Regions from separate parts of the Homo sapiens genome. Here region 2 is linked to region 1. Evidence: chromatin loops called from intact Hi-C (ENCODE). Cell type or tissue: Caco-2. All regions are shown on one strand. Each heading gives the region's core, and the rest is flanking DNA. Links, peaks and the distances in the headings are about the cores only.

Region 1 (2,925 bases), core at 196-2,695:
TATCTCATTTCTTTTCTAGCAACTGAATAAAGCCCCTGTAAGAGCGGATTATGTTTATATTCCAAAAGAAAACATTTACAGATAATTATAACTTCCCTCATGAAGTGACTCCTGTCTGTGTGTGTGTGTGTTGTCTTTTGCAGAAAATCCATTCTCGGGTCTATGCTGTTCAGCATGACATTACAGAGTGAGCCTCCCGTAGAAATGATAACTCCAGGAGTGTGGGATGTAAGTCAGCCATCCCCGGTGACCCTGCAGGTAAGTGCCAGGCTAAAAGATTAAAGTACACATGGCAAGTATTGGTTGATACGTAGTTTGTTGTCAATTATAGAAACAATTTCTTCCAGGATCACACATTTTAATAGCCTTCTCTGCCTCCAGCCTTCTGGGATTTGTGAAACCTCTACTGCTTTTATGTACAGTACTCTCAAAGCACTTTTCTCCCAGCTTATATAATGGCAATTTCAAACCATTCTCCATCCTACAAGGTCATGTTGGAGAACTATGGAGTGTTGCCATTAGTATACTCATTATGGGCATTCATTTTCTTTCTATTGTCTAAAAACAGTCATTGGTATGTATTATTAACTTGGTATCCTACTCACACCTGCCTCTGCTTTGTGTCATATTTCTTTAAAATCTCTTCTGTTATATGTTTCTTAAAATGACTAGCAATTAACTGAGTAGTAGAAAAAAAACTGCAAAGTAATTATCCTTCTTTTTTTCTTAAAGTCTCTCTACTCTGTGTGATTAGTGATCATAAAAGAAAGGTGGTAAATGACTTCAGCCTTTGGTCCTTACTGCTGACAGCTCCTTATGGGTTCCTGATTGTAGTTTGTCAGGTTGGTTGGAAACGTGAGGCATGCACAGTCTCATACACGGAAATTCATGGAATATGAACTTTTCATCTCTATAGGAAAAATTAGAAAATGCTCTCTGGGCAGCACCCTCTAGAACAGAGTTTTTCAGCTTTACCAGTGTTGACATTCTGGACAAGAGAATGCTTTGTGGTGGGGGCTGCTCTGTGTATTTCAGGATGTTTAGCAACATCCCCGGCTTCTTTCCACTAGATGCCTGAGGCACTTTCTCATTCTGAAAATCAAAGAATGTCTCCAGATATTGTCAAATGTGATTTGAGAAAAGGATTTCCTCAGCTGACATCACTGCTCTAGAAGAAGTCAGTAGAGTCTCCAGGCTCTTAAGTTTCCAGGCTTGTGGTGAGGGGTTTGGGACATAGAGTTGAGAAAGATGCGCAGAAAAATATTTAACATGGAAAGGAAAAATTAATGCTACTAAAATATGGCATCACACTCTTGCAGAGGAAGATTCGACCACGTGACACCTAAAGGTCCACTTCTAATCTGTGGACATGTTAAAAAAGAATGCTTATTCAGATTAGATCTTGGCACAATATCATAGACACTCCACACACGATATCTTATCAATTAGCACTTGTTCTGTTTTAAAAGAACAAAAAGATAAATATATCCATGAATAAAGAGGAGAGACTCATCACAAACCCGGTAAACATATTCTACTAATGAAGAAAAATAGCAAAATGCCAGAGGTTCAATTCAATCACATTTGATTCATGTTTTACATATGACTACTATGCTCCAAACATTATGGTAAACACTCTTACAAAAATGAGCGAATATGTAATACTAAGCCAGGAATTCAAGGAATGCAAAATCCAGCTGGAGAGACAGACTTTCGCAACTCACTCTGATGTAATGTGACAGATACTATAGCCATTGTAGGGACACTAACACAGCGAGAATAGCAATGAATATTTCTGAGGGAAAGTAAAGAAATGTAAAAAGTCTGGGGACAGACACCCAGAGGACATGACATTTGAATGCCCTTTCTAGAATGAGTAAATTCTCACTAACGAGTTTAAGTGGGAAGGATTATCCAGTCATAAAGGAATGCACAATGCAAACACACAGATTCAGAAAAGAGTTGGCAGTTTCAAAATATGGCAAGTTAGTTAAGATTAAAGAATAAATTATGTGAGGAACAGTGGTAAAAAGTGGAAAATCTTTAGGGCACTAGATTGTGTACCAGGTTTGGACATGATTATCTGGGCAGTAAGTCATAAAAAGTAGTTCCAGCAATGTTGTAGAAAATGCCTTAAAAAAACAGGAAGATCGGATATGTGAACACTTGTTTTGGTTTGGGTTTGGGTGTTTTTTTTTTGAGACAGAGGCTCACTCTGTCACCGAGGCTGGAGTGTAATGGAATAAACATAGCTCACTGCAGCCTCCACCTTCTGGGGTCCAATGATCCTGTCATCTTAGCCTCCCAAGTAGCTGGAACCACAAGTGCATGCCACCTTGCCCTGTTATTTTTATTATTATTATTATTTTTTTTTTTTTTGTAGAGATGGGAGTCTCACTATGTTGCTCATGCTGGTCTTGAACTCCTGACCTCAAGCAATCCTCCTGCCCCAGCATCCCAACGAGCTGGGATTACAGGCGTGAGCCACTGCACCCAGCCTGGACATTTATTAGAAGAATATTTTAGTGATCTAAGTTAAGGATCATAGGGCCAAAAACTAAGAAAAAACAATTAAGTGGTAGATTTTAGAAACTTTTTTTAAACAGAAAGGGGTGCAACCATATGAAGGAAATATATAGGGAAACAGAGACAGAAACTTGAGTTCCTGAGTTCATAGCAATATCTTCAGTTTTAAGAATGAACACAGAGAAAAGATAGACAGTCTTCAACAGAGTAATATGAAGAACTCAGTTTGAGATACCTTGCATTTTATATAGGCCTGTGGGGTGTGTAAGTGTAGATATAAGTGATCTTTCTTTAAGAAGACAAATGTATTTTCTATCAAACTATTTCTTGACAGGTCCAAACCACCTTAGCTTAATGAAAATTTTCAAGTATGACCATTGTCAGAGTTTTGTGGATATA
Region 2 (2,925 bases), core at 127-2,626, 63 kb before region 1:
CATTTCAAGAGAACAAGAAAGTTGTTCTAAAAAAAAAAAAAAGCAGGCCAGGAGCAGTGGCTTAGGCCTCTAATCCCAGCACTTTGGGAGGCCGAGGTGGGCAGATCACCTGAGGTCAGAAGTTTGAGACCAGCCTGGCCAACATAGTGAAACCCCATCTATACAAAAATAGCCAAACCTGGTGTTGTGTACCTATAATCCCAGCTACTCAGGATGCTGAGGCACAAGAATCGCTTGAACCCGGGAGGTGGAGGTTGTAGTGAGCCGAGATCACACCATGGCACTCCAGCCTGAGCGACAGAGCAAGACTCTGTCTCAAAAAAAAATAAATAAATAATAAAAAGCAGGTTGATGATCTTTAGAAATCATCCAAGGTTTCAAAATTTTAAAGCTGCTACCTTGATTAGCTATGAATAACTTAATATTTTTAAATTGGTTTCCCTTTTTGTCTATCTCAAATTTGGTCAAAAGTATGCCAACGTTGTAGAATCATAAAATCAAGATTTTCTTATAGCTCAGGGGAACATTCACGAACATTTACAGCAATAGATTTTTGTATGAGAAAAAAAAATTTTAACTTTTTCCTTTTTCCTTAAGGCCAAGGTATGGCCTCAGCTTTAAGGAAAAGTTAAGTGCACACTATCTTTCATGGACAATTACAGGAATTTTCCTCCAGCTTTTGTTTTTTTTCAAGATCTGTTAATAATTGTGACAAAAAAAGTTTCCAATACATGTATCTTACAAAGTTATTTTTCCTCCAGCCTATGAAGGTATTTAAATTAAAAAATTTTTCTAGCAAAAGGTACTATGACTAATACCGAAAATATTTCTGGAAACCAAATAAATTGGTTTTTAAATGAATATGATTATGCTTCATAGAAAGATGTAACTAAGTATATTCTTTATATTCTTGCTTTGGTTTTAACTTCTGAAAGAAGACAAGTGCCAAATATTACAGTTCAAATCTTACTTATTTTTACTGTTTTTCACTTTCCTATTTTCCCTCTTCTTTTACTGTACTTTTCATGACTACAGTTTAGCTTTCTCTGTCGCAGAAAAAAATTGTCTTGTCACCATCACACTTTTTATTTTAGCTGTCCCAGTGACTCTATATGTAAATTTCTAGAAAGTAAGACTCACATCTTCGTTTCTCAGTCATTCTACATAGTGTTTCTTTTTCACAGCATGTAGTCAAAATATTGTTTTATAACAGTGACCTTATTCTTTCCACCTAACTTAGCTTCCTTCTTCCTCTTCACAAAACAAACCAATATAAAAATTAATTTACCTTTGACATTGGGCCATATGAAGGTTTTCCTTCTGATGTTTTCTGTCCGAATTTCTAATAGTCAGTTTTAAAAATAGATTGTGTGTGTACTGACACACAAGATTACATACACCCTAGGCATTAAGGGACCCACTCAGATCTCAACCTTAATGCCACCGTGTGGTGAAATAGTGCAATTATGTTGAGACATACTGCATTCTCTGCATACTTGCAAAGGGTTTTCATGAATGCCCTGTTGCAGGAGAGCTGGTCAAGAAGTTAAGGTATGCGTGTGTGTGTGCGTGTGTGTGTGAGCACACACATATGGGCCATAGGCATGATATTTTAAGATAAGTAGTTCATGCTTATGTAGGAAGAAAACAAAATGCCAACTCCTAACATTTATACCTACCAGTAATTGTCATTAATTAGCATAATTTAGTGCTCATGGAATGGAAAACTCTCTTACACTGACATTTTGGCGGCAAGATGTGGTGAAGCTGAAAAATGAAGGAGTTGATTATGTGTCTGCCCGCCCATCTGGCAAAATGTCAGGCTTTACACTGCCATGGCACTCATGGCCTAAATGTGAAAACAAAATGTGCATGTATGTGGGAGAACTGGTGGCAAAAAATCTGCCTTCATACTTAGTAGAAGAATTTAATGTTTGACCTTGCTGATGCCACGATGTTTTTCAACTATCTTTCAGGTTTATTCTCAACAAAAGCCAAGCTTTCTGTTTTACTTTTGAAAAGGCTTATATAGTTAAGGAGAGCCTTTTAAGGTCTTTCAGACAGAATATAAAAGCGATGAATGAGGTTTATCAAAATAGGTGAATAAAATGACAGCAGGAAGTTACGGACCTATTTTTATCTGGTACTCATTCCTATTCACTCAATAAATATTAATATATTCTGCTGTCTACAGCATGAAGAGGACCACAGTCAGTTTTATCTGAATCAACTTCTAGAATTTATGCATATTTGGAAAGTATCCAGGTAAGATATTTTATATTTGTTCCAAGACTACTTTCTGATTGAGTTCTCAAATGTCAAATCTCAGTATTTTTCAGTTGATTGTAAAAACTGTCCATTCACTGGGACTGTGGAAGCTATTGTACTTTTAACAGGCAAATTCTGTTAATAATTATCCATTCTTCAAAGTTATTCAGACATATTTGAAGAGCTGCTAACACTTTCCAGAACATTCTAACATTCATTTAAAAAAATCTCTGCTGCTGGTTATTACATTTTCAAGGACTTGTTTTCCCGATTCATTTTGTGATTTTGGGTTTGCATATGTCACTTAAGCTCTTTGTAAAACAATTTTAATACTTCGAAGGTAACCATCTCCTACTTGTTTCTGAAACTCCCTGAAAATAAATGGTATATCATAAATACAGGAGTGTAAATTCAAATTGGAAAACTTGATTGACAACAAATGAACATATCCTACTTCATTCTTATATCTAAATGTATGCATGTATTATTTGGAAGAACAGACTTATTGCGTAGCTAAACTGGGAGTTTGGGTGTATCTGCAGTTAAGGTTGTTGTGAGCTGAACCAGTAGAAAATGTAGTGTGGGAGGTACAGGTCATAAATCTCTAAAGTAAAGGCTGATATAACATATCAGCTAAATTTACGATAGCAAAGACAT

Evidence for each region. Hi-C counts contacts between places; a loop is a spot of excess contacts. Peaks named below come from ENCODE experiments on the same cell type or tissue, not always from the same donor. Only the 100,000 strongest peaks of a DNase experiment are listed, where the experiment ranks them.
Region 2: it touches region 1 in a loop (4-fold over the local background); 3 of 110 quality-filtered maps call a loop at or near these places.

What each region holds. Positions count from the first base shown.
Region 1 is chr12:18,381,623-18,384,547 of GRCh38, forward strand. PIK3C2G (phosphatidylinositol-4-phosphate 3-kinase catalytic subunit type 2 gamma) reads left to right here. Exons shown (of 33, transcript NM_001288772.2): 14 at 144-258. Among named protein-coding and RNA genes, the nearest start is that of PIK3C2G, 120 kb to the left of the region's middle. In Caco-2, for the core only: no CTCF peak of the experiment used is centred there; a DNase peak (open chromatin) is centred at 1,729.
Region 2 is chr12:18,318,768-18,321,692 of GRCh38, forward strand. PIK3C2G (phosphatidylinositol-4-phosphate 3-kinase catalytic subunit type 2 gamma) reads left to right here. Exons shown (of 33, transcript NM_001288772.2): 7 at 2,195-2,265. Among named protein-coding and RNA genes, the nearest start is that of PIK3C2G, 59 kb to the left of the region's middle. RefSeq lists a silencer at 1,268-1,562. In Caco-2, for the core only: a CTCF peak has its summit at 1,449; a DNase peak (open chromatin) is centred at 1,504.